2 separate regions of the Mus musculus genome follow, and region 2 is linked to region 1. A link is a loop called in an ENCODE intact Hi-C map of the cell type or tissue named here. Cell type or tissue: heart. All regions are shown on one strand. Each heading gives the region's core, and the rest is flanking DNA. Links, peaks and the distances in the headings are about the cores only. Region 1 has its middle 140 kb from the start of 4933406G16Rik. Region 2 has its middle 73 kb from the start of 4933406G16Rik.

The links. Hi-C counts contacts between places; a loop is a spot of excess contacts. Peaks named below come from ENCODE experiments on the same cell type or tissue, not always from the same donor. Only the 100,000 strongest peaks of a DNase experiment are listed, where the experiment ranks them.
Region 2: it touches region 1 in a loop (2.7-fold over the local background); 3 of 42 quality-filtered maps call a loop at or near these places.

The regions. Positions count from the first base shown.
Region 1 is chr11:19,196,581-19,213,275 of GRCm38, forward strand. No RefSeq gene overlaps it. Among named protein-coding and RNA genes, the nearest start is that of 4933406G16Rik, 140 kb to the left of the region's middle. In heart, for the core only: no CTCF peak of the experiment used is centred there; DNase peaks (open chromatin) are centred at 7,611 and 8,221; H3K27ac peaks cover 327 bases.
Region 2 is chr11:19,129,565-19,146,259 of GRCm38, forward strand. No RefSeq gene overlaps it. Among named protein-coding and RNA genes, the nearest start is that of 4933406G16Rik, 73 kb to the left of the region's middle. In heart, for the core only: no CTCF peak of the experiment used is centred there; a DNase peak (open chromatin) is centred at 9,027.

The sequences.
Region 1 (16,695 bases), core at 4,866-9,865:
TTACATAAAATTCAGAAGCACTAGAATGAACAAAACATTTTAAATGTCAGGTTTTTATCCTCCAAGAATAATGTCTTGATTTTTCAATTTTAAACAAATAAGAAACAAAATTACCACCCTACTTCTTCATAACAAATTTTTCCTTGTTGTAAAAATCCTATTTTTCAAAAGCTGATATATTTTCTAAGTTCTTAAACTAATCTTTCCCCCTAAAACTACATAGTAATGACATCTAAAAAGAAATGTGGTCACTGGTTTCCTTAGTTTTCTTCTCTCCTCTAAGCAAGGATAATTACAAATTATTTTAAAGAGAAAACTATGACATTCCTGCAAATGGGCGCCCTCCAACATAAATATAAATTTCAGGCCAACTAACTTCTTTTTCATAAAAAAAAATGTTCTCTGTAGTTGTACAAAGCATACTTCAGTATTATAAGGAACATGGAAAACACTTGAATAATTACTGTTGGCAGACACATAATTGTGTTTAAGTTCTTCCATTGTTCATGTCCTTTCTCTCTCTCTCTACCTCTCTATCTCTCTGTCTCTATCTCTCTGTCTCTCTGTCTGTCTGTCTGTCTGTCTGTCTGTCTGTCTCTGTCTCTCCCCCTCCCCCCCCCGCCCGCCTCATTCCTCAAACATATTCTTTGTTTGGAATCAGGTTCCAAACTTGAATTAATTTCTTCTCTGTGCCAGTTTAGACTGTGAGAAAGGGCCTATTGACCAGATTTCCTAAAGCTCTTTTGGGAGATTCATTTGTGAAGTTTTTTTGTTTGTTTGTTTGCTTTTGTTTTTTATTTCAGTTGGTTACACAGATTTTTCTTCTAGGTAAGGGGAGAAACCAGTCATCCTAATTCCAACATTTTCATGCATGAAACCAGAACTACAGAGATAACAGAAATGGGACTGACTCCTGGATTATTTTATACTTAAAGAATATTTCTCACTGATTCTTATCGCTCCTTATGAAACTTATGTCCTTTGTATAAACAAACAATCAGACAGACAAAAATGTACAGATCATGTTAGGGAAAAGTATAGAATTTGTGACATAAAGAACTCTAGAAAAATTTACTTAAAGGTACTCATGACATTTCATTCTCCCAAAGGTCCTTGGAATAAGCACTTTCAGACCTGATGTGAGCAAGATTCTCAGGTAGAATGGATCCTGAGTTGGGTTAGACCACAATGAAGTGTGTTGAAAGCCATTAGCAATTAAGAGCATGGCTCCGTGCTGATTTTCTTTTATGGTGTATTTCATGCTGCTCATGCACAGTAGGTAATACACATGGATTCAGCATAAATTTAATTTTGCACATTAAGTAAAGTGCAATAGATAAATTATGCCTGAAGAGGAGCCACCAGCTGCTGTAGCCACTTCAACTAATGTACCCTGGAGGTGCCTGAGCACATCACTTGAGTGGAACCACTGATGCATCCTGGGTATCTGCATGGATTCATTTGCCTTGGAGCCTTCTGATTGTCAGGGAGTGGCTGAAGGAGAGGCTTGGTCCAGCTTCCTGGGGCCAGGCTGCTCCCTGGAGTTCTTGGAAGTACTGTCATGGCTGGCTTTTTTGAATGATCTGTTACAAGGGTCCTAGTCAGGATTTTCTCAGGAGCGGGGCAGATGGGAAGGAAAGGGGCCCTGATTATCTCCTCCCCATCCCCCACCCCCGTTTACTGAGGCACGTAGAGTCCATATAAAGTAGGAATATCTCTGAACGTTCAGGAATCAGAAAGGGCTCCGTAGAGCAAAGGTAACCGAAGGAAGGACGCTGAAGGAATACTTATTTTGAAATGTCCTGGCATCTCATTTTGTATCTCTTTTCTCAGCCTTGATAGTCACTTTATAGTCATTAAAATGAAATTAATGTATCTACTCTCCAGTGTAGGAATTGCAGCAGGATACTCGGAGGGCTAAATTTAAGGAAGGGAACTGACCTTGTCTTAGTGTCAGGATACTCTTCCATGACGAGGAATGTCGAGGACACACAGTAGGTCATGGGAGATGAGGAAGCAGTTATGAGCTTTACTAGAAACAACTAGATCAACTGCCTCCAGTTGACAGACATTCTACTCTCTGGCCCAACCTCTTCACAGGCCCCTTCAGAACCATATCCAGGCCTGTGTTCTTCCTTCTAACGTGGGAAGGGTGCCTCATCAGTACCTGTCAGCATGTGTGTCTTCTAGTCACCAGTACCTGTCACCATGTCTTCTCGTCTGTCCAAAGCACCCTCTGAGGCTGAGCTTCTTCAGATGTCCATCTGTCAGATCCTTATTTTGAGGTGAATAGACTGCAGGAAGTTGCAAGATTTTGGAATAGAGAAACCAAATCCACTGGGCCCTATGAATAAGGATGGGCTAGTCGATCTGGGAGTTATGACAGTGTGGCTTGCTGTTGGCCCAGATCCTAAGCATTTACTCTGTTGTCATTTCCATTTTGCAGGGGAGCTGAGACTCTGAAACCTATGTTACTTGCCTAAGATGGATATATCTGGTAAGAAACTGTGTTCATTTGCAGATTGCTAGATTTATGGCTTGAATTCCTTACCAGTCAGTCATGTTAGTACAAGTTGCCTTGAGCTGGGGTCACTTTCTTTAAAACAAACAAACAAATAAACAACCCTGAAAAGAAAAAGAAACATCCAGGTTTGTTTCACCTTTTTTGTTGTTATTTATAGATAAAGAATATCACCTTATCATTGAGTAGAAACATTCTCTTGAATGGAGACTAAAGAATGTTCTTTCTGTATCCAGGCTGTTCACAATGATTCATTTCTTCTCCCTTGGATGCTTCAGAGGAAGATTCTCCAAGAGATAGAGCCTTCTACTGCCCATCATGTACTTGATTGATTAGAGAGCTGAGCCTCAGCCTCGAGGCTGCAAATGTTCCTTCTAAAAGCAGGTCAGAAGCCACAACCGTAAAATGCCACTGGCACATTTAGGCCTAGTTAGAGAGCATGATTCAGGTGGGGTCTGCAGCCAGTTTGCACAGGTTTAAGAGTCTTTTGTTCATATCTTTTCCCAGTTCTGTGTTCTATCACAACATACTTCGAGCTTGTTGCTGACCATGTGGGGATTATTCTACCATGGATATTTGTAAGCTCAAACTAGGGTATTATTCATAAATTCATTTCTATCTTTGGAGACTCAGTTTTGTGAAATGTTTGCTAGAATAACAAAACCACCTCTCCCATGGTCTCACAGACTCTCAGCACCATTCTGGATATTTTGGAGTCCCATTCCACATTTCTCGAGTTTAGAACTTTCCAAGAGAGAAACCATTCTTGTCAGCCACACAGAATTATAATACTGTGAAACATGCCCCACGTGCTGACTTTAGTAATGCTGACATTAGGCATTATTATAACAAATAGCAGATTTTGCAATATTAGTAAATATTTCCTAAATGTACCTATGTCCAACACAAGAAAGAAAAGCCGATATTAAATAAAACAAAATATAATAATAAAAAAATGCAACATAATTGTGGCAGGGGGATCGTCCAGTAGAGCATCAGTTCTCAAACTGTGGCTCAACTTCTGTGGGGGGCGGGGAGGGGGTTGTCACAGATCCTGCATATCATATATTTACATTAAGATTCACAACAGTGGCAAAAGTACAGTTATGAAGTAGCAGTGAAGTAACATTTTTGTTTTGGGATCACCACAACAGGAGAAACTGTATTAAAGGGTTGTAGCACTGGGAAAGTTGTGAGCCACTGTAGGAGAACTTTTAGATGGACAGAAATTCTCTCTATCAATAGCTATTTATTCAATTAGCCACTAAAGGGATACAAAGGCAGAAAAGGAAAATATGATCACAGAGTCTGCCTAATGTCCATGTGAATTCCAGACATATCATTTAATCCATTTGCATGTAAGTTACTGTGGTGGTTAATATTCACTGGCAACTTGATGGTGCTTGGAGCCACATACTTCTGGGCTGGTATGTGAAGGTATTCCCAGGGAGAATATACATTACAGAAAGCACCCATTCCAAGAGCGGGCAGCACTTTCTCAAGGTAGCCCAGTTAAAGAAGGCCTGATGAAACCCAGGCTTGCTTGCCTTTGTTTTTTTTTGTTTTTTTTTTTTTTTTTTTTTGCTGATGAGTGCATCTATCCAACTACTTATTGAGCCACCGTTACTGCTCTCAGAACTCAATTTCTTCCACCTTCCAACATTGACCAAAACCTAGCATTTGAATCCTCCATGCCTTCAGCATCAGATTTAAACTGCTGAGATGTCTAGCCCTGTGGATTGAGCAGTACAGGGTTCTCAGTCTCCCCAGCATGCAGATGATGGAGGTTGGACTATCCTATTGGTCCAACATCCTAATAGTCCCAACTGTAAAAGTCAATCTAATAAATTCTCTATTGTAATACATATTTATTCTTTTGTGCTGTGTTCCTTTGGAGAAACCTGACACAGTTGCCAGGATCATGGTATGACATTTAATGTTCTATGGTTGTAGGCAACAGACCTTAAGCCTAAAGAATCATTGAGTGATTAGTAGAAAGTTCAAAGACTAAATGGGGAGGTGAGAGAACTAATCACTAATCCCTAAGGACAAAGGCCAGGCAAAGGGCAAACGTCATTTTCTCAGCAGTACACAACCACTGGTGGTAGTGGGGATCAATCCCAATCCTTTATTCTGTCTTGTTACTGCAGTTTAAGATTCAATGCCCTAGAAGGACAAAGTCAGTTTAGACCAATCAGCATCTCCAGATGGATAGGCACAGAAGACTTCCACATAAAACACAGCAAATGCAGTTTTGCCAGGGGAACTGGATGCATTACCATAATGAAATATAGACTTACTGTGGTCAAGCTCTGCTTAATGGACTACTACAACAATTACTGCAGAAGACCAGAAACCATCCTGTGCAAATAATTTGTGAAGCATTTTGAATCAGCATAAAGTTCTACAGGCCTCAGTTACTCATCAGTCTAATATAGTCATAAAGCAAGGTTTATTTTTACCCTGAAACTAACAAGACCAAGATTTGGATCTACTTCAGCCACAGAAATCTATGAGCAATATTTGCTCCATTGTTGTTTCTATCTTACCCCTTTATTGTGGTACTTTTCATTTTCTACTTTCTGTTCACTTATAGTTTTAGCAGAGTAGCTGTATCTTATACATCTTTGTAAATCACCTAGAACCCATTTGCAATAAGGCAGTGATTAATACCCACAAAAATTTCTTAGCAATCTTCTCTGATAGTCCTCTGCTCTGCTTTATGTTTAATATACAAAATACGTTCTCCTGGATTTAAATATAATATCAGAAACATCCTATCATAGTAGATATTTACCAAAAATAAAGTTGTTGTTTTAATTTATTTACTTAAATTCACATTGCAAACGAAGGGCATGCCATAATAACAAATGTATAGTAATGATTTCCCTAGAGATCAACAATTTTGCCTAAATTTCAAAAACAGCACAGTGTGGCAAATTAAATATACACATATCCAAGGCTTTTAATAGTGTCAATTTTGTAGTACATTCTGATATCATAGGCTTCAAGTGTTAGGTTAGTTGTTCATTTGAGAAGTCTAGTGAAGGTGTCCTTAGGTCTTTGGGGTGCTGAGTTTGTTTTGAAGGCTTGGAAGAGAGACCTTTGTACAGCAAGCAGGATACAGTGACTACCTGCACACACAGCATGTTCACTTTATTTGAATATTAATGGGCTTGTGAGTAAGCAATATTGAGAGTCACATCCTCTCCTTTAAAGGAAACTCATACTCACTGCCTATTATTCGCATTTGCTGGCCCTGGCTCTGGTCTTTGGCAAGTCTGCATGGAGACAGAATTCCTTTGATCCTATTTTCAGCATTGGCATTGTTTATGTTGAAATGTTAAAAATAACTCTTTAAAAGCACATGCCATAAGGTTAGTGAGGAAGGTGAATTTCACCTCCAGAAAACTTTGTCACAAATTTCAGGCTGTCTGCAGCCTTGTTCTCTGCAATGCCTGAGAGGTCTTGAATGGAGGAAATTCCTTAGCAAAATCTTCCCTTTCAGTTCTCTCTTTATGTGTGTGCTTCAGCCTGGTGAATGGCTAACTTGACTTAAATCTTGTTTTCTGGCCAGACTTTGTTCAAGAGAATCACAAAGTATCAATTGAAGAAGAGGGAGGAGGGGGAGGGAAGGAGGAGGAAGAAGAAAGGGAGGAGGTGGTAGAGGAGGAGAAAGGGGGACTAAGGGGAGTGAGAGGAGGAGTGGGGGAGGGGAGAAAAAGACCAGAAGCAGGACATGAGCATCCTAATTGATGCCACTATTGAAGCCAGTCCTTTATAGGACCATGCTGCGCTGTCTCGTTACTATTCACTGTTTCCTAAGTAGATCTGCTAATTTAATTTTATTCTCATTTCTACGATCTGTTTTCTAGTCTTCACAGGTACTGTGAAGTAATTTTGAAAGACACGTTGTACCTGGCTATGTCTTCCGAAGTTCAGTTTTCTTCTACCCTGGCATGGTTTTTTTTTTTTTTTTTTTTTTTTTTTTTTTTTTTTTTGCTATAGGCTGCACTGTTTCATAGGACTACTGCAGGCCACCGTCAGGAAGCAGGCCCCGATTGATCCTGTTTGCTGATTTTATCCATTTATGTGAGTGGCTGCAGCAATGTTTTGTTTTTACTGAGGACATTTTTGTTCATGAAAATGCTAAGGTTACCCACAGTCATCTCTAATCTAGTAGTGAACTGCATTTTCTCTTTATCTACAGGTTGGTAGTCAGCCTGGTTGCCGACAATTGAGGAAGGAGAAGGCTCTTAGTCTGTGGTTTGGTTTGGTTTTCTGGTCATATCAAGGGGAGGGGAGTTGTGTGATCACCTAACAAAGTTGATTTTTTTTTTTCAATCAAAAATGTGTGACTGGGCCAAATATGATGTTACAGGCCTATAAGCTCCAGCATTTGGGAAGCTGAGGCAGGAGGATCATGAATTTGACACCCAGGTGTGTTACACAGCATGGCCCTGTCCAATTACTGCCCCCCACACACCCCCCCCCCCCACATGCACATGCACACACATAGTGTCTGGTTGAATGTTTTCTTTGATTGCTGCTGATTAATAAAGTTTCCCCAATCTAATCTCGAGTCCCCAGTGCAAACTGACGCCAAACTCGCTTGTATGATACACATGCCATACTGCTGTAATCTTGCCAAACCACCTGAAAAGAATTATTTTCCTTGCCCACACACACAAAAAAATAACTGTCAGTTCTTTAAAGTTCAGACTATAAAGGTTTGAATAATTAAAACCTTTTCTACACCTTGGTAGCACGCCCAAAAAGTTAAATGTGTTCCTGTCCTAGCATCTATGAGATAATTATGGGAAAAGGAATGAGATTCTTTTAGAAAAGACACAGAAATCAAGTAGTTATTTGTGCCTGCAAATCCTCTGGGGTCTAAAGAACTAGCAAGATAATAAATTGTTTTTGCTAAAAACAGGAAGTTTGGCAAAGATGTAAAAGTACAGCTAAACTTTGGCCAGGCAACCCAAAACATTGTGTTCTTCTTTGAAAGTATTCCCAGCAAGGAAAAAAATTGGAGTGCCTTGAATCCATAGTTGCAGAAACAGCAGAGGCATCTGGCAACGAGAGCAACTTGCCAAACTTGCGGCTCTACTGCACTTGTGGTGGGAGGATGTGCCAGTTTTCCTCGACTTATGTCATGTGCAGCTGGAAACCCCGTGCATAAATAAGACTCCGAGTGCTGAAAAGATTTGAGCAAGCATTTCTCTGCCTTTTTTCTCCCTTCATCTGAACTAAAAACAAACAAACAAAAACAGAACAAAAAAAAGTCAAAAAAAAATAAAAGCATCACCCTCCCCGCCCTCCAAAAAAATTTTTTTTTCTTGGAGTTTATACAATTTGAAGTGTAGAAGATGGGGATGCCGGCTTCCCCGGGACCTGTTTCTAGAAAAAAAGTACTCAGTGCCAGCATTCTGGAAGTTGTTAGTGTCTCCTCCCCCACCCCATCAAATTCTTCGTATTCCCTCGCCAGCTTTATTAATGTGATTGTGATTATGTGGCATCTGCTTTGGACGGAGCCAATTGGATTATACTTTCCAGTTTAGTCCATCAGTGTGGAGAGACTTCAAAATGTAGGCCAGAAAAAATAAAGCTGTGCACCGGTGACGTCGGGAAGGGAGGGAGGGAGAGGGGGGCTTCTGTGGCTGCAGCTGCAGGGATGCCTGGGATGTCTTGATTGGGGAGAGATGGTGCTCCTTGGTCTTGCAGGGTGGGAGTTTTCCAGCTGGCAAGGACAATGGACTTCCTCTTGTTCTCCTGCACTGCACTGGGTGATTTGTCTGCGAATTTTGGACTCAGGATTCCAGGGGAGACACTGCCCAGTTCAATTTCTGCCATTTATCTGGAGCTGAAGGCAACTGTTCTCCCCTTTATATCTCTCTTTTGAGTAGAGGGAACAGGATGCGATATACCCGCTTAAAGCTAAGCAAACTCCACTTTAGAAGAGGGCATGTGCACACGGGAATCCAGCGGTGGCCACAGAGGGACAGACGTCTCAGTCCCAGCCAGATGGCTTCTCTCTGACTCCTGTTGTGTCTTCTGCTGTCTTCTTGTTGGGGGGCACTAAAAATGTCAGCAGCCTAGTGTAGTGAGAGTCAAAAGACACACTTCAGGCCCAGGCTCCACAGCTCATGACTGTGACAGTTCTGCCTTTCTGAATTGTGATTTCCATATCCATGTCTGTCTCAAAGACAAGTCAAGAAGAATCTACAAGCAACTGTAAATCCTGCCCTGTCATCCTGGATTGTGTTGATCTATGGATGCTCAACACACACTGACTGCTCACTGGAGAGGGAGTCATGGGGTGATCAAAGGAGCCTGTGGGCATGCTTCTGCTACCCTGTGTGGTATCACTCTTGTATGAATGAATGCTACCAGCTCCCAAAATGTCATATTAAATAGATTAAAAACTAGACTATCTTCCTTTGATAACTGTTAACAGATTAAATGATTTTATTATGAAGATATTAGGGAAAGTAAAAAGCAAATCACTTTTATTTACTGCTTAGAAACACTTTTTGTAGATCAAGATTCTTTAAAAAGTATTTTTCCTATTATTTTATTCTGTTATTAAATTTGAACATAACTATATACTCCAAGCATCTTATTAATAAACATTTTCTACTTTCATTATATTTAAATACATTAAATTAAATGTTATTTTAAAATGTCTTTTAAAATTTTTAGATATATTTATTGTATGTGCATGAGTATTTTGCTACATGTGTGCCTGGGGCCCATGAAGACCAGAAGATGTCCAGCCTCTGGGATTAGAGTTACAGACAGTTGTGAACTACCATGTGGGTACTGGAAACTAAACCCAGGATAGTTTCAAGAGGGACTCTTAAACCCCTGAGTTACCTCTGTAGTCCCCTTAAGATATCCATAGCATCTCACTGCACAGGTTCTTCAGAGGAGGCCCAGCTTTTCCTCATTAGCAGTAGGATGTTCATCTTTTGCATTTGCATCTCTTGGGAATAGAATTGGTGTGTTTCAAAAAGGTCTCCAGAGACTTGCTTTCCTTAGAGAGGCCAAGGGAACAGACTTGCTGCCCCCTGGCAGGGAGTGTTGGTCAAAGTGGACTGGACTTTGATGTGGCTTCCTTTGGCTCCTATCACATGAGACACTCTGTGTCTACTAAATCAATATGCACAGCATAGCTGTGTGCTGCACATACCCTTCACAATCTATCTACCTAGTGTGTGTGTACACTAATGCATGAGTAAAGGTGTATCAATATATATATGAGAGTGTATGAACATACTACATAGAGAAGAGACAGAGAGTTCCTCCATGACCCCACCCTACTAACTTTGAACTGTTTCTAATCTTCTGTAGGGAAACACGTCAAAGTTGACTTGGTGACTAATCTATAAGGAACACTGTCTAGGAGACAAGAATGGCCAAGCCAAGGAGAAGGCTACAGATCTTTCTTCCTCTGAGGGTCACTCATGGCTCTGTCACTGCTGGAGGATTGCTAGCATCAGTTACGATCAATAGTGAACTGCCAAAGCCTCCATGGGTAAAGAACAGAGTTATAGAAAAGAAAGGTCTGAGGAGATGACAAGCTCACAGATGGGGTTGTTAGGACTACTGCAAAGACAATTCTTTTTACTGAGCATCTAGAATAACTGTCTTGGGAAAGGTGGGTTTAGTTGATCCTGTGACTCTATGTGCATCCACAGCATAGAGTCTAAGCAGGAGCTCACAGGCTTTTGCATAGAAGAGGCCCCGTTCAGTGACAAGCAGAAACTAGAACAGGCGCTGAGAAAAGGGAGACAATAGTCATACAAATCTAAAATTTTCACAAGTTAGAACCTAGAGCTGAGAAGGGGTTTGAGACTTTCTAAAGACCTAGCTGTAGAGTGCACTGTCTCTTCTCCCTGCCTCTAACACTGATCTTTAAATGAGTGGACCAGTGTTTACCAACACTGATCATTGCATGCTCTTGGAGATGGTCTTCTCCCTGTTTTGGGAACTTCCCAGGGATTATAACAGTTCTTATGCCCAGTCTATGGCCATCATCACCAAGATCAGCTTCTGAGGGTAGCTGCTAACATAAGAATTGGTCTAGCTCCCAGGGAATAGCAGTAGTAGCCAGGGTCCAGGCCACCTGTGTGAAGAAGAGGCTAAGCACAGGATCTTGAGGCTTCGTTGCCATCGAGCATCTACAGCACTGCTACCAGCATCATTGGTCCCACTGTTGCTATGTAGCAGCTACAGTTGGCTTACCCAAAATCAAGGGGCCCCGACCATCTGACATCCTCACTTTTAGAGCTGGAGAATCTAAAGAAAAAGGAGTAGACTTTGTTACAATCATTTTAATTAAGCTTCCATTTCCTGGATCGTGTAAAGAAAAATTTCATTCCTTGAAATTACTAGTGTCTCAGACTCTGCTATCTTGGGTTGTGTGGCTCAGAACTTTTACTAACTTTGGATAGGGTACCCCTACATCACCAGGACAATCTCACCCCATCTCACGGAGCCTGGCTCAGAAACATCAGAATGGTGTTTATGAAGCCACACCCCACGAGATTTGGCCTTGAGGAACTGATTCATCTGAAAGAACACAGTCCATACAGTGAGAATCTCTGCAACGCTGCATGTGAATAGGAAACCAGTGCCCAGACATCACCTCCTCACCTCTTCTGTTGCATCCAACACACTAGAACTGTCGCCTACAACCTTCTCTCTGCACGCCTCTACTTTGCTTTTGCAGACCACACGATCCCACACACAACTCACTATAACATAACACACACACACTCTCTAATAAAATAAGTCTTTAAAATATGTCTCAAGATACATCTTTAGATCTGACAGAGGTGTCCCTGAGCTCCTGGTGCCCATTTCACTCACCTCATATCTTTGGCTCCCTTGACAGCCACCTTACTCCCAGAATTTAGACACTTACTCCAAGAAGCCCAAAGTCATTTGTCAGACACGAGAAAGCAGATTGTTTTTACCTACCCTGATCATAAGTTGTTCTCTATAAGGCAAATCTTTCCATAACTGAATGAAAACAGTGGTTTTAGAACCTTAATGTTCTGGGCTCATATGATCTTTATGTGTGTTATCTTAGGCCTTTAAGTTTTCATAGCTGTGTAAGGTACTATTAATCATTTCCCACTTTCTCCAATTATTTGTGGGGTCAAATGGAAGGCACTTGTAGTGTGCTAGCATGGATCCTGGTTCGTACTGGATGCCCAATGGACTCTACACTCCAGTCCCACCTCCCACAGATACCCATACACCTAGAATAATTGTCAAGGTTATTTTTCTCCCCAAAAGGATCCCATGACTTTTGTTTGGAAGCATCAGGCAGACATAATATGTAGATAGAGCCAACTTCTCTCTCAAGTATAGGTGAATACTTAATCTCTAAATAAATAAGTGGATGCTAATTATCTTCAATTAGGGGGAGCTAATGAAGTGGAAGCTCTCCTGTGTATTCAGTGTATTCTCCTCGAGTATTGAGTGAAGCTGGGGAGACAAGATAGAAGTGTTCTATAATCAGCGATGAGGATCTACACATTGTAGTTCTGTCACTGTCTAGTTTGGATGCTAAGTCTCCCTAACATGCCATCAGCCACCCAAAGGCAGCTAGCATTTCCACCATCCTCTATTGTGAGGTTTTGTGGAGCTGCTCCTTTCCTGTGGTCCTCTGGACAGTTACTCAAGTCCCATCCTCCTGGCCCAGAGAAGTGGAGAATGCACACAGGACTCAGGGTTGGCTTTTAGTTTGACTTTCCCATCCATAAAATGGAGGCATTTGAAAGTGGTGATCCTGAAGTTGGACTCTTCAAACATGGGACACAGGGGAGAACTTGGCAATGAAGCCATATAGGGAAGAACAGACAGCAGGAAGGGCAGAGGTCAGGATAGTTTAAAAACAAAATGGGAGGCTGGAAATGTCAACTAGGAGAAGCATAAAAAGTTCCCTGGAAAACATGAGGAGAAGGGCAGAGTGGAGAATGAAGAGTCAAGCAGGACAGTCAAGGGGCGAGGAGGAAGGTATAGCTGCAAGACCCACAAAAGAAGGTAAACCAAAACTTGGATATAAAGCTTCTGTCAGCAGCACAGCACAGAGCTCTTGCTTCGGGGGGGGGGGGGGTTGCTGTTTGTACTTTGATATTTCAAAGGAGTTTATCACAGTGACATGGAGTATATCAGCGAGGCATGGCAGGGCATAGCCATGCTGGCAATGTGGCCACAGCCATCCTGTTTAGAGCTTTGCTCTCAGACATTCAGATTTTAATTTGATGACACTGAGAATCCACTTGACTTGCCACCAGTGAGTTTGGCCCAGTGAGCTCATCCTGGACCCACACTGGCACCTTTTGGAATGACTAGCATAGTCATTTTCATCTGCCAGCTTAAAAGGTAGAACTTACTGGTCCTGGGTCCCTCAGAGACCATGGACTTCTCAGGGTGAGCAAGCAGACTGCAGAAGTGACACAGCTTCTGGGACAGACCTCTTTTCCGGCTCCAGACATCTGGGCACCTTCCCCACCAGGGGAGAGGTGTCCATCCTGAAGGGCTCTGCCAGAGCAGGTGAGGGAGCCACCTTGGGTCCCGGATCCCTCAGAGATTAGTCTGCGCAGGTGAGAGTGCTGACTATAGACGTGACACAGCTTCTGGGACAGGCAGAAGCTACACAGCTTCTGGGACAGACCCCATTTTGGGCTCCGGACATCTAGGCACCTTTCCCATCAGAGGAGAGGTGTCTGCCCTGGAGGGCTCTGACTACCAGAGCAGGTGAGAGAGAGCCATCTTGTGACATGTGTCCCTCAATGACCAGTCTATGCAGGTGAGCACGCAGAATGCAGAGGTAACACATCTTCTGGGATAGACCCTGTTTCAGGCCTTCATCTTCAGTCAGGAGACAGTTCTGAATACCTTCCCTGCAAGAGGAGAACTTGCCTGCAGAGAGTACTCTGACCACTGAGACTCAGGAGAGAGCTAGTCTCCCAGGTCTGCTGACAAAGGCTAACAGAATCACAGGAGGAACAAGCTCCAACCAGATACGACTATAACAACTAACTCCAGAGATTACCAGATGGTGAAAGGCAAACATAAGATTCTTACTAACAGAAACCAAGACCACTCACTATCATCAGAACCCAGCAATCCCACCTCAGCCAGTCCTGGGTACCCCGACACACCCAAAAAGCGAGACTCGTATTTAAAATCATATCTCATGATGCTGGTAGAGGACATCAAGAAGGGCTTTAATACTTAAAGAAATACAGGAGAACACTGCTAAAGAGGTAGATGTCCTTAAAGAAATACAGGAAAACACAAACAAACAAGTGATGGAATTGAACAAAACCATCCAAAACCTAAAAAGGGAAGTAAACACAATAAAGAAAAGCCAAAATGAGACAACATTGGAGATAGAAACCCTAGGAAAGAAATCTGGAAACATAGATGTGAGCATCAGCAACAGAATATAGGAGATAGAAGAGAGAATCTTGGGTGCAGAAGATTCCATAGAGAACATGGGTACAACAATCAAAGAAAATGCAAAATGCAAAAAGATCCTACCTCAAAACATCCAGGAAATCCAGGACACAATGAGAAGACCAAACCTACAGATAATAAGAGTAGATGAGAATGAAGATTTTCAACTTAAAGGGCCAGCAAATATCTTCAAAAAAATTATAGAAGAAAACGTCCCAAACCTAAAGAAAGAAATGCCCATGAACATACAAGAAGCCTACAGAACTCCAAATAGACTGGACCAGAAAAGAAATTTCTCCCGACACATAATAATCAGAACAACAAATGAACTAAATAAATATAGAATATTAAAAGCAGTAAGGGGAAAAGGTCAAGTAACATATAAAGGTAGGCCAGTTAGAATTACTCCAGACTTCTCACCAGAGATTATGAAAGCCAGAAGATCCCGGATAGATGTTATGCAGACCCTAAGAAAACACAGAGGCCAGCCCAGGCTACTATACCCAGCAAAACTCTCAATTACCATAGATGGTGAAACCAAAGTATTCCATGATAAAACCAAATTCATACAATATCTTTCCACGAATCCAGCCCTTCAAAGGATACTAAAGGGAAAACACCAACACAAGGACGGAAACTACACCTTAGAAAAATCAAGAAAGTAATCCTTCAATAAACCTAAAAGAAGACAGCCACAAGAACAGAATCCCAACTTTAACAACAAAAATAACAGGAAGCAACAATTACTTTTCTTTAATTTCTTTAACATCACTGGACTCAATATCCCAATAAAAAGACATAGACTAATAGACTGGCTACACAAACAGGACCCAACATTTTGCTGCTTACAGGAAACCCACCTCAGGGACAAAGACAGATACTACCTTACAGTAAAAGGCTGGAAAACAATTTTCTAAGCAAATGGTCCTAAGAAACAAGCTGGAGTAGCCATTCGAATATCGAATGAAATTGACTTCCAACCCAAAGTTATCAAAAAAAGACAAGGAGGGACACTTCATACTCATCAAAGGTAAAATCTACCAAGATGAACTCTCAATTCTGAATATCTATGCTCCAAATACAAGGACGGCCACATTCATTAAAGAAACTTTAGTAAAGCTCAAAGCACACATTGTACCTCACACAATAGTAGTGGGAGACTTCAACACCCCACTCTCACCAATGGACAGAACCTAGAAACAGAAACTAAACAGAGACACAGGGACAGTAACCAAAGTTATGAAACAAATGGATTTAATAGATATCTACAGAACATTTTATCCTAAAACAAAAGGATATACCTTCTTCTCAGCGCCACATGGTACCTCCTCCAAAACTGACCATATAATTGGTCACAAAACAGGCCTCAACAGATACAAAAATATTGAAATTATCCCATGCATCCTATCTGACCACCACGGACTAAGGCTGATCTTCAATAACAACATAAATAATAGAAAGCCAACATTTACATGCAAACTGAACAACACTCTACTCAATGATTCCTTGGTCAAAGATGAAATAAAGAAAGAAATGAGAGACATTTTAGAGTTTAATGAAAATGAAGCCACAACGTACCCAAACTTATGGGACACAAAGAAGGCAGTCCTAAGAGGAAAACTCATAGCTCTGAGTGCCACCAAAAAGAAACTAGAGAGAGTGTACACTAGCAGCCTGACAGCATACCTAGAAGCTCTAGAACTAAAGAAAGCAAATTCACCAAAGAGGAGTAGAGGGTAGGACATAATCAAACTCAGGGCTGAAATCAACCAAGTGGAAACAAAAAGAACTATTCAAAGAATCAACCAAACCAGAAGCTGGTTCTTTGAGAAATCAACAAGATAGATAAACCCATAGCCAGACTAACTAGAGGGCACAGGGACAGTATCCTAATTAACAAAATCAAAAATGAAAAAGGAGACATAACAACAAACTTGAGGAAATCCAAAACATCATCAGATCCTACTATAAAAATCTATACTCAACAAAACTAGAAAACCTGGATGAAATGGACAACTTCCTAGACAGATACCAGGTACCAAAGTTAAAACAGGATCAGATTAATGATCTAAACAGTCCAATTTCCCCTAAAGAAATAGAAGCAGTCATCAATAGACTCCCAACCAAAAAAAGCCCAGGACCAGATGGGTTTAGTGCAGAGTTCTATCAGACCTTCAATGAAGATCTAATTCCAACTCTTCTCAAACTATTCCACAAAATAGAAACAGAAGGTGCTCTACCCAATTCATTTTATGAAGCCACAATTACTCTGATACTTAATCACACAAAGATCCAATACAGAAAGAGAACTTCAGACCAATTTTCCGTATGAATATCATTGCAATAATACTCAATAAAATCCTCGCAACCGAATCCAAGAACACATCAAAATGATCATCCATCATGGCCAAGTAGGCTTCATCCCAGGGATGCAGGGGTGGTTTAATTTATGGAAATCCATCAATATAATCCACTATATAAACAAACTCAAAGACAAAAAACACATTACGATCTCACTAGATGCTGAGAAAGCATTTGACAAAATACAAGACCCCTTCATGATAAAAGTCTTGGAAAGATCAGGAATTCAAGGCCCATACCTAAACATAATAAAAGCAATCTACAGCAAACCAGTAGCCAACATCAAACGAAATAGAGAGAAACTCGAAACAATCCCACTAAAATCAGGGCTA
Region 2 (16,695 bases), core at 6,790-11,789, 65 kb before region 1:
ACAGACTCATCACTCGTCAGATTCTCTCTCTCCCTCTTTCTTTCTCTCCCTCTCCCTCTCCCCCCTCTCTCTTTCTGTGTATGTGTGTGTATGTGTATGTATGTATGTGTAAAATAATTATAATCAAAGTAAAAGATGTTATCAGTTATGACATTATAGGAGGTGCTGGAGCCAGGAAAGGGAAAAGGAAAGTGACATAAATATATTTTAATTAAATACAAACTTTAAAGGAGAAAAAGAAGAAAAGAAAGGAGAAACTGGTCCATGCCCTAGAACAGTGGTTCTCAACCTGTGGGTTCCGACTCGTTTGGGGTTTGAATGATCCTCTCACAGGAATCATATGTCAGATATGTACATTATGATTACAATTGGCATGAGTAAAATGACAGTTATGACATTATAAAGTAGTAGTAGTAGTTACGAATATTTTGGTGGTGGGGGGGGTCACTACAGCATGAGGAACTGTAGTTTAGGGTCACAGTGTTAGGCAGGCTGAGGACCTAGAGAAAGGGAGTCACAGTGATTGCTGGACAAGAGCCTCGTGTGTCAGCAACTATATGACAGTGCTTTTGCAAAGAATCGTCTTCAGACATTGCCTTATAACGGGACTCCATGCTCAGAAACAAAGGTGGGTGCTCATGTTTCCTGACTGTCATAACGAGGTAGCATTGCTAAGCTGTGGTTGCCTAAGTCAGACGCAAGATTTGGGCAAAAAGCATATTCTATCACCAAAAGATTAAATATGCAGAAGCTTAGAAATGTCTTTACTTGGTCTCTCCTAATCTTTAGTTTTCATAAAATTATGCCAAAGTGCATAAACCCTGGAGAAATGAAGTCATGATCACACAGTTCCTTGGCCACGTTAGGGTGTGACGACTCCAGAGAGCGCTTGCAGCATGCAGCTACACACCAATCACACACATGGTAAGACTCGGTGTTTTCTCTGGTGAGTGGGCCAGCAGGAGTCAGTACTTGTTCTGGGCCCTAACTGTTAGTTTATATCTCTTCTGCTAACTCTCATCTGCGCTGTTTTCTTCTTTGTGTGAACATGAAGCATGACTTCAAGCCTTCTGTTTGTGGAGTTGCAGAAGCCCTGTTGAGACCAACTGGGTATGAAAGGCTCTTGAATTCCTTTCTTGCCAATGAAAAGAGGACTAGAGAAGGAAATGAGACCTGATAGAAAAGATCGTTGGGACCTGTGGGTTTAAATCCAGAAAACAAAAGTTAGAGTTTGAGGTTTGGAAAGCATTTTCTCGTGCACTGTTTATTCCGTCCTCAGAAGAGCTGGAGGATGTTTCTAGGGGCATTAAGTGACACATGAGACCTTTTTCAGGATCCGAGACCAATCAGAGAGCAAACCTTGCAAGTACAAGATATCTACTTTCAGAAAAGGTAAATACATTATTTATGTAAGTCTTCCCCACTCTGGTAGCAGCAGCCATTGTCCTACAAATATCTCTCTGTATTTGAACTTTGTGGCTGTAACTCAGTAATCCTAGCTCAGGTGGGAGTCACATGTAGCAACAACACTAGCTGCACATAGGACAAGTCTACCATGGGCCAAGAGTTATTATACATATTATCTCCAATACTTATGCTGCCCCTAACTCCTTCCAAGATAAATGCCTTATTTGTTTTTCAGAAAGAAGGGATAGATGACCACAGACAAAGACACTGATGATCAGAGACAAAAGTAGAATGAACCAGATTGCTGTTTTCTTCCATAATTAAACACCACAACACTCCACCAAGGTCAGGATATTAAAACACAGTAGGGCGCTGTTTATCAACCATTAGATTAGCAAAAACTTTGGAAGATGGCAACCTAGAGCCAGGCACAGCCCAGCAAAACATTGTCAGCAGACTGAAAACTGGTGGACTTGTAACCAAATAAATCACCTTCATCAATCTTTTATTATGTCCCCTGGTTTCAGTAGGTCAGGAATTTGGGCAGAGAACACCCAAACAGCTTGCCTTTCCTGTACATCGGTCAGAGACTGGAACCCTGTGATGATGCCTTCATTCACAAGCCTGTCTGTCTGTTGGTTAGGCTATGGCTGTCAGCCTTTCTGCGTGCTTGCTCTGCAGTACTTTGTGGAGAGAGCACCCTGCAAAGCGCATCGCACATCAGTGGAAGTACAACATTCAGATGCACACAGCTATGCGGTGTTCTTCTGAGAGCCAGAGTGGTGCGGAGGTTTCTGAGGCGAAGGCAGACACATTACAAATAAGCAGAAGTTGTCTGCAGGCCTCCCTTCCAGTCAGCAGCTCCAGAGTTGCCGTTCGGATGCTGCCTATCAGTGGAATGTCACTTTTCTTCTTGTAAACATTCCGAGCCAGCATTTACACATGTACTCTTTTTTTTTTTTCCTCAGCTTCTTAGTTAAAAATTAGACCTGTTACTGTGACTCAGAGTGGACATTTATTATTTCCCACTGCTGTGTAATCTTACACTAAGCACGGTACAAATATAATGTATTTGTCCATTCCTCTCTTTGTTTAATTTTTTAGGGAATTTTTTTTACCCCTTTAGGCTACTTTTTCAGATCTTCAGTTGCTTAACAATCCTTTTAGCAGCTTGCAAAACTACCAAAACCAAGACCTACACGTTTTACTGAACTTATTTCTGAATAACTTCATATAATTGAAAATTTAATTGGCTGTGATCCCTATCTCCAACCCTTCCTCCCACTGACCCTCTCCCTTAACCTCGTCATTGAATCCAGGCTCTTTTACACCTTAGGCAAGCTACCTTGAGTTAAGTCTTTGACTAAGTATTTCCTTTGTAATCACATTGTTGCATCTGCTGGAGTCACCAGTCAGATCTGTTCAGTTCTATAAAGCAGATGGTGCAAGGTCTTGATGTCATGAAACAAGTTATAATAGCTATCCAGTACAGCACAGGGGTCTGGATATGTGCTACCATCTCCACATCTATTTTTCTCAATGATTATGTACATGACCTCATGTGGGCCTATATGGGGAACAGGTAGGGTCTCTACCCTGTATATGTATATGTGTGTGTGTGTGTGTGTGTGTGTGTGTGTGTGTGTGTGTGTGTGTGTATGTGTGTGTGTGTGTGTGTGTCTGATTTCCAGTTTGGCGGTTCCTCAGAAAAACTGGACCTAGTACTACTGGAAGATCCAGCAATACCACTCCTGGGAATATATCCAGAAGATGTTCTAACTTGTAATAAGGACACATGCTCCACTATGTTCATAGCAGCCTTATTTATAATAGCCAGAAGCTGGAAAGAACCCAGATGTCGCTCAACAGAGGAATGGATACAGAAAATGTGATACATTTACACAATGGAGTACTACACAGCTATTAAAAACAATGAATTTATGAAATTCTTAGACAAATGGATGGGTCTGGAGTTTATCATTCTAAGTGAGGTAACCCAATCACAAAACAACACACGTGATATGCACTCACTGATAAGTGGATATTAGCCCAGAAACTCAGAATACCCAAGATACAATTTGCAAGACACATGAAACTCAAGAGTAAGGAAGACCAAACTTTGGATACTTCGATCCTTCTTAGAAGGGGGAACAAAATACCCATGGAAGGAGTTACAGAGACAAAGTTCATAGCAGAGACTGAAGGAATGACCATCCAGAGACTGCCCCACCTGGGGATCCATCCCATAAACAACCACTAAACCCAGACACTATTGTAGATGCCAACATGATTTTGCTGACAGGAGCCTGATATAGCTGACTCCTTAGAGGCTCTGCCAGTGCCTGGAAAATACAGAAGTGGATGCTCACAGTCATCCATTGCACAGAGCACAGGGTCCCCAATGAAGGAGCTAAAGAAAGTATCCAAGGAGCTGAAGGGGTTTGCAGCCCCTTAGAAGGAACAACAATATGATCTAACCAGTAATTCCAGAGCTCCCTGGGAGTAAACCACCAATCAAAGATAACACACAGAGAGACTCATGGCTCTAGATGCATATGTAGTAGAGGATGGCCTAGTCAGTCATCAAAGGAAGGAGAAGCCTTTGGTCCTGTGAAGGTTCTATGCCCCAGTATAGGGGAATGCCAGGGCCAGGAAGAGGGAGTGGGTGAGTTGGGGAGCAGAAGGAGGGAGGAGAGGATAGGGGATTTTTGGAGGAGAAACTAGGAAAGGGGATAACATTTGAAATGTAAATAAAGAAAATATCTAATAAAAAGAAAGGAAAAAAAGAGTGTTAGGAGTTGAGGAGACTGAGTTACTGGAAGTAGAATAATCTACAATCATAAATATATAGTGGGCCTGGGGCAATCTCTGTCCTCTGTGCCTTCTTCCTTCTAAGATGGGGTGGTCTAGTTCCCAGAAACTTCAGGCCAACCACCCTACTCAGATCAGAGTCTTCCCTGAATCCCAGCTCACTTGGCTGAGAGATGGATATCTGACCCTTGTTCTTCATTACTGTGCTCACTGTACAGCTGTGATGGGTCTAGCTCTTGCAAGCTTCTTCCACTAAGAGCTGGTTCCTGGTTTTGGTAACTCCAGCTGCTGGCTGGGGTCTTATTCCAAAACAGATGGACCACCCAGAACCATGACAATGCCAGCCTTCTGACTCCAGGCATCTCCACTGTCTGGATTCCACTGCAGTTCCATATCCTCTAGCTCCAAATCCCTTTAACTGTTCGCAAATGCTGACGACAGACTGTGCTTCCTATATTCTTTACGCTGGTGGCCACTGCTCCCATGGGGCTGCTGATTCGGATTGGGTAATAGTTCCAACACAGCTCTTTTCTGTTTTTTTCTACTGCTGCTTGGTCCCCAACAACCAGTTGCTAAGTCCCGCCATGCCTCTCATTAAAACCTTCTAGAAATGTGACAACCATTTGTTTCTGGTTATTAACCCTGGTTTTTATTGTCCTGTGATCTCATGGACCAGTGTCTGACACTTTGTCTATTCTCCTCCTCCTATTTTCCCACAGCAACAAGATATTCCAGGACAGTACTTATTTCTTGTTGTGAGCCATTACCTTTGTTGTCTCCTCCTAGGTCCAACAGAGAACAAAATCAACTCACATGGGAATCCTGGGTCCTTTTACTAGCAAGTGGCCTTGTGAATAATGCCTTTTGTCATGGCTTCATTTCCTAATCAACACGATGAATGGGTCAACTATAAGGTTTATGATACTTTTGCATCCACAAATTTATTGGCAAATTGGCTGTGTCAAATTTTCAAGCAGATTTTCTATCTCAAATGTTCATCAGAAGATATCAGCTAGTATGAGAAAGCTAATGCCATCTCTTGATTTCAACAAGGTAGATTTATAAGATTTATTCTTCCTTTAATTTTGACATCCATTCCATTTTATTTATTTATTGTTTCTTTGTTTTCTAAGATATATTCTTTAGACCAGGATAGCCATGAAGGTGGCATATCCCCCCCTCTGCCTAGGGTTATCAGCATGTATACATCTTGAGCATTAACAATATACTGATTATTACCTGGCATATGGTGGCAAGTAGTTGTGATTCCTGAGCTGGTTTCACTATGTCTTAAACATGAACAATTATTTGACATCTTATGGGATATGTCCCATTTGTCTACTTCTTCTGGGATTATTGTCCTACTAGGTCTTCATAAAGACCTACTATGCAAGGAAGGATAAGACCACACCCCTCTCACCCCTCTTCTACTCTCTCTTCTGCATCTCTATGAACTACTTTCCTATTGCTGTGATAAAACACCATGGCCAAGGCAGCACATAAGGACTAAAGTAAGGGCTTACTTGGGGTGTATGGTTCCAAAGGAATAAGAGTCTACAACCATCACGGAGGGCTAGAGAGGCCACAAGCAGCAATAGTAAGGGTTCATATGTTCAATTGCAAGCAGCAAACAGAGACAGGGAGAGAGAAAAAATCACATACAGAGCAGGGTGAGGGCAGGGAGCGAGAGAGAGAGAGAGAGAGAGAGAGAGAGAGAGAGAGAGAGAGAGAGAGAGAGAGAGGGAGGGAGGGAGACAGAGAGACAGAGACAGAGAGCTGAGAATGGCATGGCTTTTGAACCCTGAAAGCTCACCTGCAGAGGCAAGTGAGTTCACCAGCAAGGTCACACCTCCTAAGTCTGCCTAAACAGTGTCAAGTATTCAAAAGCCCAAGACAATGGGGATCATTTCGTTTAAACCATCACATCTCCCTCCTTCTTCCTCTTTCATTTAAGCCACCATATCTCCCTCCTTCTTCCTCTTTCATTTGAACCATCACATCTCCCTCCTTCTTCCTCTTTCATTTAAGCCACCATATCTCCCTCCTTCTTCCTCTTTCATTTGAGCCATCATATCTCCCTCCTTCTTCCTCTTTCATTTAAGCCACCATATCTCCCTCCTTTTTCCTCTTTCATTTGAACCATCATATCTCCCTCCTTCTTCCTTTTTCACTTCCTATTCTTCTGGAAAAAAAAAACAGATATTTGCTGCAAAAAAAAAGAAATAAAAGAAAAGAAAAAGAAAGAAAGAAAAGAAAAGAAAAAGAAAGAGAGAAAAGAAAAGAAGAGAAGAGAAGAGAAGAGAAGAGAAGAGAAGAGAAGAGAAGAGACGAGACGAGACGAGACGAGACGAGACAAGACAAGACAAGACACATATTAGTGCACAGGCAAGATCTGGAAAGACTTTGAAAAGGTGCATTAGTTAGCTTTTCAATGCTTTGCCCAAAATACCTGACAACTTAGTTGGGGGTGCAGCGGCAATGTCATTTTGGCTTATGACTTCTTAGTTCAGTCCACAGTTTCTTAGCACCACGTCTCTGTGTAAAAGAATATCCTGGCAGTAAAGCTTATAGTAAGAAACTTCTCCACTCTGCTTAATGGAGAAAGCATTTAGAAACAGGAATAAACCTGGGGCAAGACAGCTCAAGAACACCAGTGACCTTCCTCCAGATAGAGCCAAGTCCTAATGTTTCTAAAATAATATTTCCAAAATAGTGTCACCAGGTAGGACCCATGGCCTGATGTCTGAGCTGCTGGAAGGAAACTTTATATATCAATCCTAACAGGAAATCATCAATTATGCAAAGAAGTACTACCAAGATGCAAGTTGAAGGCCCAATGAGCTATCATTTCATGACTGTTCCTTTAAAAACATGAAAGACAACTTTGGTGAGGACATGGAGGAAAGGGAATGCTTGTGTGCTAATGATAGAGATGTAAACTAACAAAACCACTGTGGAAAATAATACAGAGATTTTCAACAAGCTAATACTAGAGTCACTGCATAAAGCCAATCTTACTCTTGTGTGTATGTGCAAAGGAATCAAAATTGATATGGTGAAGCAGCACCTGTTAATCAGTTCTCATGGCAGCAATTCCATCTACAGAAACAAGACCGTAGATTAATGACTAAAATGATAAACAAAATAATATAGATAAATGTAATATAGTATTATATTACCTTTAAAAAGGAAATTCTATCATTGCTAGTCACATAAATAAACGTGAATGCCATTATGCTCAGTGAAATTAGCCAGCCACAGAAAGAAGAATACTGTAGAATCGAACTTGTATCAACTCTTAAAGAAGTTAATTTTCTAGAAACCATGTATGCTGGTTATTTCCAGAGGTTATGTGTAAGGGGCTAGGAGGAAAAGAAAGATGTTGACAAAAAAAAAAAAAACAAACAAACAAAAAAAAAAACCAACCACCTTTCTGTAGATTAGAGTAACAGTTTCAGTACAGTAGCCATAGTTAATAACAATGAAGTATTATTTACTTCAAAATTGCTACAATACAATTTAACTTTTTTACCAGAAGCTATGTTTATACCATAGAGATGTATCTGTAACTCACCTAGAAACTCTATAATTATGCCATACACAGGTACATGATTATTTGTCAATTTAAAAATGAGTCAAAAGTAAAAGTAAGGAATTTATTTTCCAGAGACAGGGTGGTAATTAGTGGTAGCTCCTGAACTAAAATCGCATGTCTTCTGAGAACAGGGTACATGGAATTGTCTCTGCTCCCTTATCACACGAAGCATTTTTGAAACTACTGTACTTAATGCTGTTAATATGGCCATATCTCTGCCTGTTTCCGTGAGTCAGACAGTGTGACTTTAGTAGTAATGGGTAAAGGAAATTTTTCTCCTTCCTCAGGTAAAATATCTCCTATAGCCAGTTTGAATGATTTTGCAGAGTACTGTTCGCTGTTAACATGTGGTTCTTTGGCCAGCTACACAGGTATTTCGTAACCACTTCAGCTATGTGTTAGCCCAAACATAGGATGGGAAGAAATGGACAGGGCACTTTAGCAACGACAGTGGTCCAATTTAACAGAATGTCCATAAGGTACCAGGGTTGCATAACTTAGAGTTTTCCCAAGAGCTGAAAGGGCTGTGTGTGTTCTCCACTCTTCCGTATCAGGAAGGAGGGATTAAGTGAATGTTTTCAGTTTCACAGGAAAAGGTAATAAAAATACAAGTATATTTTGGGTCAAGTTCAATTTCTGCTTGCCTCTTACAAATCTCTATGAAGAAAATAAATTGGAGCACAACAGAATCTTTAAGACCCAAGCAAATAAGATTCTTTATTCCAACCCAGGTAGTTATCACATCCTGATAAGAACCTAATTACAACGACTAATATAGCAAGCCTAATAAAATAGGAAAGAAAGTTAAAGATAGTTGGGTCATGTCTGTCAGTCATCGTAAGACCATCATTAGTTACTATTTTAATGGTTCATTTGATTAAATGCTAAGCTATTGTCTTGTAATTATGTGTATTCAAGGGAAAAATACTCCAGTTCAATTAGGAATATATCTTTTACTTCACCATGTTTAATGAAGTCTCGGCCCCACCATAATAAGCAAGGAATAATGAAAATCTTTTTTTTTTTTTTTGAAACTGTGATAGGGGGATTTGCAGGGAAGTAAGCTGGCATGCATAGCATGATGAGTTTCCTTGCATGGCTCAACTGTTGATCAAAAAAGCAAATTATATAAGTGGATACTGCAAGGCAGAAACATGTGGACACAGCTGGAGTGTCATGTGTCACGGTTCTAGTCATTGCCAGCTGGCGGTCACACAAAAGCAGGCCAAGCCAAACAATTACTGTTATTCATAAGAGCAAATGTGCATTCCAAGTACACAGTGCAAGCTTTATGAAATAACCAAGCGTTCAGATGCATCCAGACAGCCGCACTTTTTTTCAATCACACGTCCCTGGGTACCAGGCCAATATGGCAAAATGACTCTTGCTATTCAGAAGCCCTTATCTTTACCCAATTAACCAAAACACTGTGACACTCAGGAGTTCTTCATGCATTTTGCTGAGCATGTCAAACCGACAGGCTTCCTGGGCAGCAGATGCAGTTTCTGGAAGCAATATGCTTAAAATACAATAAAATAAATAAATAAATAAATAAAAGAAGAGAAAGAAACATTTTTTTTTCCTCTTGGAGCTGTAAATACCCATTGCTATTTGGAATCAGATGCTAACATCTGGGCATCCAGTGCTCTGCCTTGCCATTATCTCTGGGCCCCAACATAGACAATTTCCATGCATGAGGTTATCTTGAGAGGCTCCCGAATGGCTGAGAGGAAACAAGGAAACAAGGATTCACCTGCATGCTGGAAGAAAAAAAATCAATTTAATAAGAGAATATTCTGGAACAGATCCCAGCAATGGACTGAATTATTATTTTTTTAAGTGCAATTGCTCTGGTAATTTTTACATCATTTGTTAAAACAAAGTCTAAGTACAGCCTCCTTCTCTCCATGGCTTCTGGTAAACAAGGTCCTGGGAAACGCAAGAGTATGTGTCAACACAAGGTTCTATCTCTTTGCATTGTAATAAAAAGAATGGAGGGCACAGAGCTCTCTGTTAGGAAAGTTTCAATGCAATAGGAAGTGAGTGGTTATATCCTCAACACGCTTCCAAAGAAATATTAGGTTTTCTGTCTAGATGAGAACCATCCCATAGACATGTAATGCAAACCACATGTGCGACTTTGTTTTCTAATATCCACCTTCAATGAAGGAGAGAGAAATAGGTGAACTTGATTTTGATATGTTATACTTAATCTTACCTGTTTAAGGTGTCATCATTTCAACACATATTCCAAACAATTGGGTTTGTTTTGTTTTGTGTCGCTGAAAACTAAACCCAAAACCTTGTACCATTGAGCTACATTCCCAGGCCCAATATAGTTATTATGAAATATCGTGGGTTTTAGAGTATTTTTTGTTTTGTTTTGTTTTAATCTGTGCCGAGACTTCAAGGCTCATGTGTAACTTGGACTCCAGTATACCCCAATCTTGATAAGCCACATTTCAAGTGCTTAGTTGCTACATGTGGCTCCTGGAGATTTGTCTTGGCCAGACTTTGAGCATTCCCAGGCACTCTTCATCCAGTGTCACAGAGTAATGTCTTAAAGGAATGAGATGTCAAGTGTCCTGTTTGAGGTCACAGAGGCCTCAGCTCTCCTGTCAACTTTCTCAGTTAATTCAACCATAACATGGAAATAAGATAGTCTACTCTGCTGTCTCCATCCAGTTTTCTAAGTTTAAAATAGACAACAGGTAGAATATCTCCATGGATTAAGGACAGTACATCTTAGATTATGAAGCTCTAAAAGTGGCTGAAAGTTCTAATAACCAAGAACATTTTTTTTTAAGTTCTTTATGCACTGATGAACCAGTCAAAGGATAGGTCTTAAACCTGGTGTGATTTTAAACACAGCAGTCTCCCTTATTGTCTCCAAAGGTCTTTAAGGGACATAAAGGCATCAGTAGCATCCACATATGCTCACTCCTGTTGTTTGAATGTGAACTGTTCCCCACAGGTCATTGGAGCACTTGGTCTCCAACTGGTGGTGCTCTTTTGTGAGGGGGTAGATCATTTGCATATGGCCCACTCCTGTCACCATGCCCTCTACTCCACGATAGACTCATCATCCCTGAAACCACAAGCAGAATAAATACTTCCATTATCCAGTTATTTTTGCCAGGTATTCTGTGTAAGTGATGAGACAAAGAGCTTTCTTGCAGTGGCGGTGTGAATTAGTACGGATTCCAGGCTTTCCTGGAGAGCCAAGTTACTTACAGGCTGCAGCAGCACAGCGCTCAATGGGTGCTGGGCTGGGGAAGTGACTTCCTGGTTGTTCACCATCCATGTGACACTTAGCGTTCCAGCACAGCACTGTGTACGGACGTAGGGAGACAGGGAAACTGCTCACTCTTCATGTTCAAATGGACTAGCCAAATAGAATATCAGCGGGTCCAGACCATTCAGCCCTCTATCACAGCCCACAAAGCCAGACCTTTCATAGTTAAGAGCTCTTAATTCAACACTTGCCAGGAGTTCTGCTAATAAAAGTGGCAATCTTTGGATGCCTATTACCACTTTCTCTTTTAAAACAAAGATTTTATTCGCCATGTCAATGCTTTGCCTTCATGGGTGTATGTGTACCACACAGAGAGGTCAGGAGAGAGCATTGGATCTCCTGCAACTGGAGTTACAAATGAGTGTGAGCCACCATGTTGGTGCTAGGACTCCATCCAGGTCCCCTGCAAGTGCAGTGACTTCTATGAATCTCTGAGCCATCTCTCTAGCCCAAGACTGGGTTCTTATTTAATTTCAAACTCACAAACCTGAGGGTAATGCTTCAACACAGTGCCTTCCCCTTGGAGAGTCATTCAGACTGAGCACTCTAGTTCATGCCCCTGTCCTCACCAACGGGCCGCTGAAATACTTGTAGAAAAAATGCAAGAATTAGTCCACTGGCAGGGGATTGGAGTGGGAGTTCACTGGCTCCTTTCCACATGTTCGCTGAGGTGCTGTGTGACTCTAATCGCTCTGCTTTGCCTTTCGTCCCCTGTAAAATGGGAGTAGAAATCTATGTGAATGTCCTCACAGTGTGTTTGTAAAAGGAGAGCTGAAATCATGGCAAGAAAATGTATCTGACTGGAAGATACGTTTTCACGCATACTCTAGACTTTGATTGCTGGGGAAGATCAGGGAAGCCTTAATCTGTCCTGAAGCATGCAGAGACTCAGGGACATGTTCTCTTAGGCTTGCTGCCTTGGGTAGCACAGGGCCTCGTCGTAGTGAAGAGCTTGTGTTAGAAAAGCCTGCTGCTCCGATGGAAGCCAGGAAGGAAGGAAGACAGAAGGGACTGCTGCTAGTCCACCCTTTCCAACAGTGCCTGTGTTGAGTCAAGCCTTCAGCACAGGGACCTCTGGGGACACTAAAGACCCAGATTTTAGCAACATATATAAGGCACTTTACTCATTCATTAACAGGAGAACTGGGATGCTGACAAAAGGAAGCAGAGGAGAAAGAGGCAAACACAAGGAGGGTTTCTCCATTCAAGGCTGGGGTCTTGTCCTTCATCTCATTTCCATATCCTAGCACAAACATCCTAAGAGATGAGTATTATGGGATTGTAGGCTGGTTCTTGCCTTAAGGGTGGTGTGTGTGTGTGAGAGAGAGACTCTTCATTACCTATCTCCCACTAAAATACAACATCCATGGAATGTCTCTTTATAACATGAAATATTTCTTACATCAGTGGATATATATATATATATACACATACATACATATACATATATATATATATATAATCAAATTTATTTTTTAACTCTCTATTTCCCAAATCATGGAGGCAAAGTTGTCATTGAATAAATTGCTTGTTTTTCTCCAGGTGGTTACAACTCTAACAGATTTATCTTGGCAACACTGTGCCTGGATTTGTAACAGGCTGGGCAACAGGACTGGTTGTTACAGGTTGTACTGGAAAAGTGTAACACCTTCCTTAAACCAGATGTTGTGGTCATCTTTCTTTCCATCAGGCTCTCTGTCTGCCATATATATATATATATATATATATATATATATATATATATATATGAACTCTCGTATGTGCTGAGTTTTCCACTAGGCAGTCTGGTATTTGCTTCAGAACACTGAAAACAACTGTGGTAAAATGTCTGGGTTTGTGATTACAGAGCCCCTTACAGACCTAGACAGAGGATCATGAAGCTTCTTCTGAAAATTAAAAAAATAATAATTAAAGAAAGAAACTCCCATTTGGATGCCCCTTCTTCCATTCTCACCACCTGTTAGAAATGCTGTTAACAGAACACAGCCATGGAACTTCTTTTAATTGACACCCCCCAAAACACACACACGCACACACACACACACACACACACACACACACACACACACACACCACCCACACTTCTTTCCCTATTCTCTTTCCTTCTTTTCTCTCTCCCTCAAACAGATATATCTCCCTCCCTCCCTCCCTCCCTCCCTCCCTCCCTCCCCCACTTTCCCTTCTTTCCTTGTTCCTTTCCTGTCCTCTTTCTCCTCCGATTTTTATGGAATATTCTCGAATTTACCTGGTTTAGGAGTCAGGCTAGCCTATTCCATATTGCCCACGATTTAGCAAATGTGCTGCTGAAGGGCCCATTAAAAAGCAACCTTCCCTTCCCTGTGAGTGCCAACCAGAAGACATCAAGGGGGAAGGTCTCCCAGAAACTGTTATGGAAGAACCCCCTACACACACCAGAGAACCTGGTTTCCAGGCCTATGAAAACACCCGTGCGTGCGTGCGTGCGTGTGCGCGCGCGCATGTATACACAGAGAGAGAGAGAGAGAGAGAGAGAGAGAAAATGAGAGAGAGAGAATGAGAGAGAGAGAATGAGAGAGAGAGAGAGAGAGAGAGAGAGAGAGAGAGAGAGAGACTCTGAGCTGTGAGCTGTCTCCAGCCAACATCTAAATTGCTTCAGCCACTGGCAGGCCAACCGGAGCCCTGTGGAAACATGAGCTAAGTGAAGACAGCCCGCCTCCAGGTGCTCCTCATTGCCACAGCTCCTGACACTTCTTGGCCACCCATCATTTTCCATTTGGTTGCGGGCAGTCTTCTTATCTTCAAAGCGTTTTTATGCGCTTGCAGAGGCAAGCCTACCCCGGACTAAAGTTCTCGGTTCTCTCTGCCCTGCAGCCTGTGCCAAGGACCCAGCTGCTTGCGGCCACTACCATCCCGCTACAGCCTGCATTTCCGAGTTTCCACTACTGGGATAAAAAAAAAATTGGAAAGCAGTTTGCTTCTTTTGGACCCCGAAGGCTCCTTTCGGAAGGAGAAGACAGAATGAGAAAGCCCAGGGGACGATTGGCTTGAAAGTTTAAAAAAAAGGCCCTACAAGGCCGGCCTGAATGGTGTCTTGTGTGACAGAAGAATCCCCCAGTCTGTCTGGTTTTGGCCAAGGCCCCTGCTCGTTCGCCTGGTTCCTTCTCAGGATTACCACTGCTTGCCCTGAGTGCCAATTCTAGGAAAGGAACTCTTGGGTTGGGTTGGTCCTGTGAGATCATGCTTTGGCCTTGCCAGGGCCTGTATGCTATTATAATAAAGCAATACTACCGTATCTGTAACATACCTAAGCCCTGATGGCTTCTATTGCTGTGGGCTTCCCCCTTCATTTGCAGGGTTGGTTTTTTGTTTTTTTTTTTTTTAATTCCTTTCAGAACTCTAGAACTGGCCTTTAGAAACAGCCTCCTTGCAAACACACTGCCTGTTGACCCTGGCATGTACTTATAAAGAGGGCTGTTAGCACCCAGGATTTATGTTTCAAATATCATTTTAATTTCTCAGGCAAAAATCTTGCCATAAGATATTCACTCACTGGTGGACTTGCATCCCACGGTGTCTCATTTTCTCTTCCTTGAATGTACACACAGATATAAACTCTTCGTTAATGAAAATGTGCTCATGGCTTCTAAGAAAAGGTTCTCAGTGCCCGATTCATTGAGACGCAGATCATTTGTTTGTGGGGAACTCACTCCCAAATGCCATTCTCCTTTTAGCTGATAAATTATGCATATAGCTTTGCGAGTCAGTAAGTCCTTCTTTTTAACCCCCAGGATACCTTTTATTGCTATGTGCAAGCCACATGTAACCTGTCCCAACAGAGTCGTGGATCTTCCCAGAGATGTAAGCTTCCCTTACATTTACTAGGGAACACGTAGCCCTACTTTGCTTTTCTGTGGCTGCGATAAGCACCAGGACCAAAAGAATCTTGGGGAAGAAGGGTTTATTTAATTTTCCAACTCTCTGGTCTCGATCCATCATTGAGAGAAGTTACAACAGGAGACAGAAACAGGAACCTGGAGGCAGAGAGAACAGAGGAGCACTGTTTACTGACTGGCTCAGCTGCCAGAGTGGCTCACTGTGACAACTGTGGTGTCAAACTGGGTCCTATTTCCTGTGCAGAGGGTTCTAGGTAACACATACTCCCTTACTCATTTCATGATGAAGATTCTGGATATGAAAAACGAATGGAAAGTTGGAAAACGATTCTTGCATCCGTCTTGGGTATGTTCATTCACCTCTCCTACTCTAGGACTCAGCTCTGGGAGACACTTTCCCTGGAAGCATCCTTTAATTCACAAGTCCCCCCTCAAGCCTCAGGTTGGGGTACTTCTAATATCATGTACACCCTTTCAGTTTTTTCAACACTTCTTGAACAAATGACATCAGTCTCCCATTTGAGACAGGAAAGCAAGAGCCTTCCTTCTCTCTCTAGTGCTTTCAGTATTCCACTGTTTGTCTGCATGCTTTTAGTATTTTGAGGGAGCGTCTACGATGTAGTACCAGCTGGCTAAGCATTCACTACGGCCTGGAGCTTGTGACGATCCTTCCATTGCTGCCTCCCGAGGCCTGGAATTGTAGGATGGAGCACCATGCTCAGACCCCATGGCACTTAATGTGAAGCTACATCTCAGAAGGGATGCCCCCTCGTCGGCAACCCCAACAGCTGTGCTGTCCGTTAGCCATGTGACCTCTCTGCATATCACACTGATACCTCACCTGACACGCTCTGGGGCTGATGGGCTTCCTCTACAGCCCACTCTGTAGCGCCTGGCACAGATACTCATAATGTCTTATCTGTTGTAATTAGAAAAAGGAAGCTGGGCTGGATCCGCAGAGGCCACATGGTGAAAGGAGAGGGCTGACTCTCTCAGAGTGTCCTCTGATCTCCACACGTTCACTGTGACTTGTACATGCATCTCCTAACACACAATAAGCAAATGAAAACTTTAAACAGGAAACGGGAGGCAAGAAGGTGGCCCACTGCCGTCCAGTCCTCTGCACTTATCAGCATACAAGAACCCTCATCCCACTCTGGCTGGCATTTCTTCTCAGAAAGAAGCAATACTTGGGAATTTGACTTTTGTTACTTAACAGAAGAGTAAACTAAAGATCTATCTTTTCCGTACATTTTCACTGTACTATTCAATCTAATGCAATTAATTATAGGAGTTAATGTAATTACACTTGTGTAATTTAGTTTAATATTCCAATGGGTTGAGATTGTCTTTTTCTTTCCATGGAAGAGTCAGCTGCACTCATGCTATTATCCAGACTTCCAGGAGAGAAACTGGCTTTTTAGTTTTCTCAGAGTTTTAGAGAGCAGTAGGAAAGCCCTTGAAATTCTTCTAGTTCCCCCCCCCCCCCTCCACTTTTCATGTCATCAAACTTGAGACTGCAAGTAACTGATGTTTTTGTTCTTCCTTCCGGACTCCTTCTCCAGAGAACATAATGACCTCTTGCTTGGGTTTTAGACTAGAAATATGTTTGTCAACTCAGCTCAATTTAGTAGAGCCCTGGGTGGCAAGCACAGGAAACCATGATTCTTCTTGCAAAGGGATGTAAGCAACCTGGAGCTTGGAGTTAGAGGTCT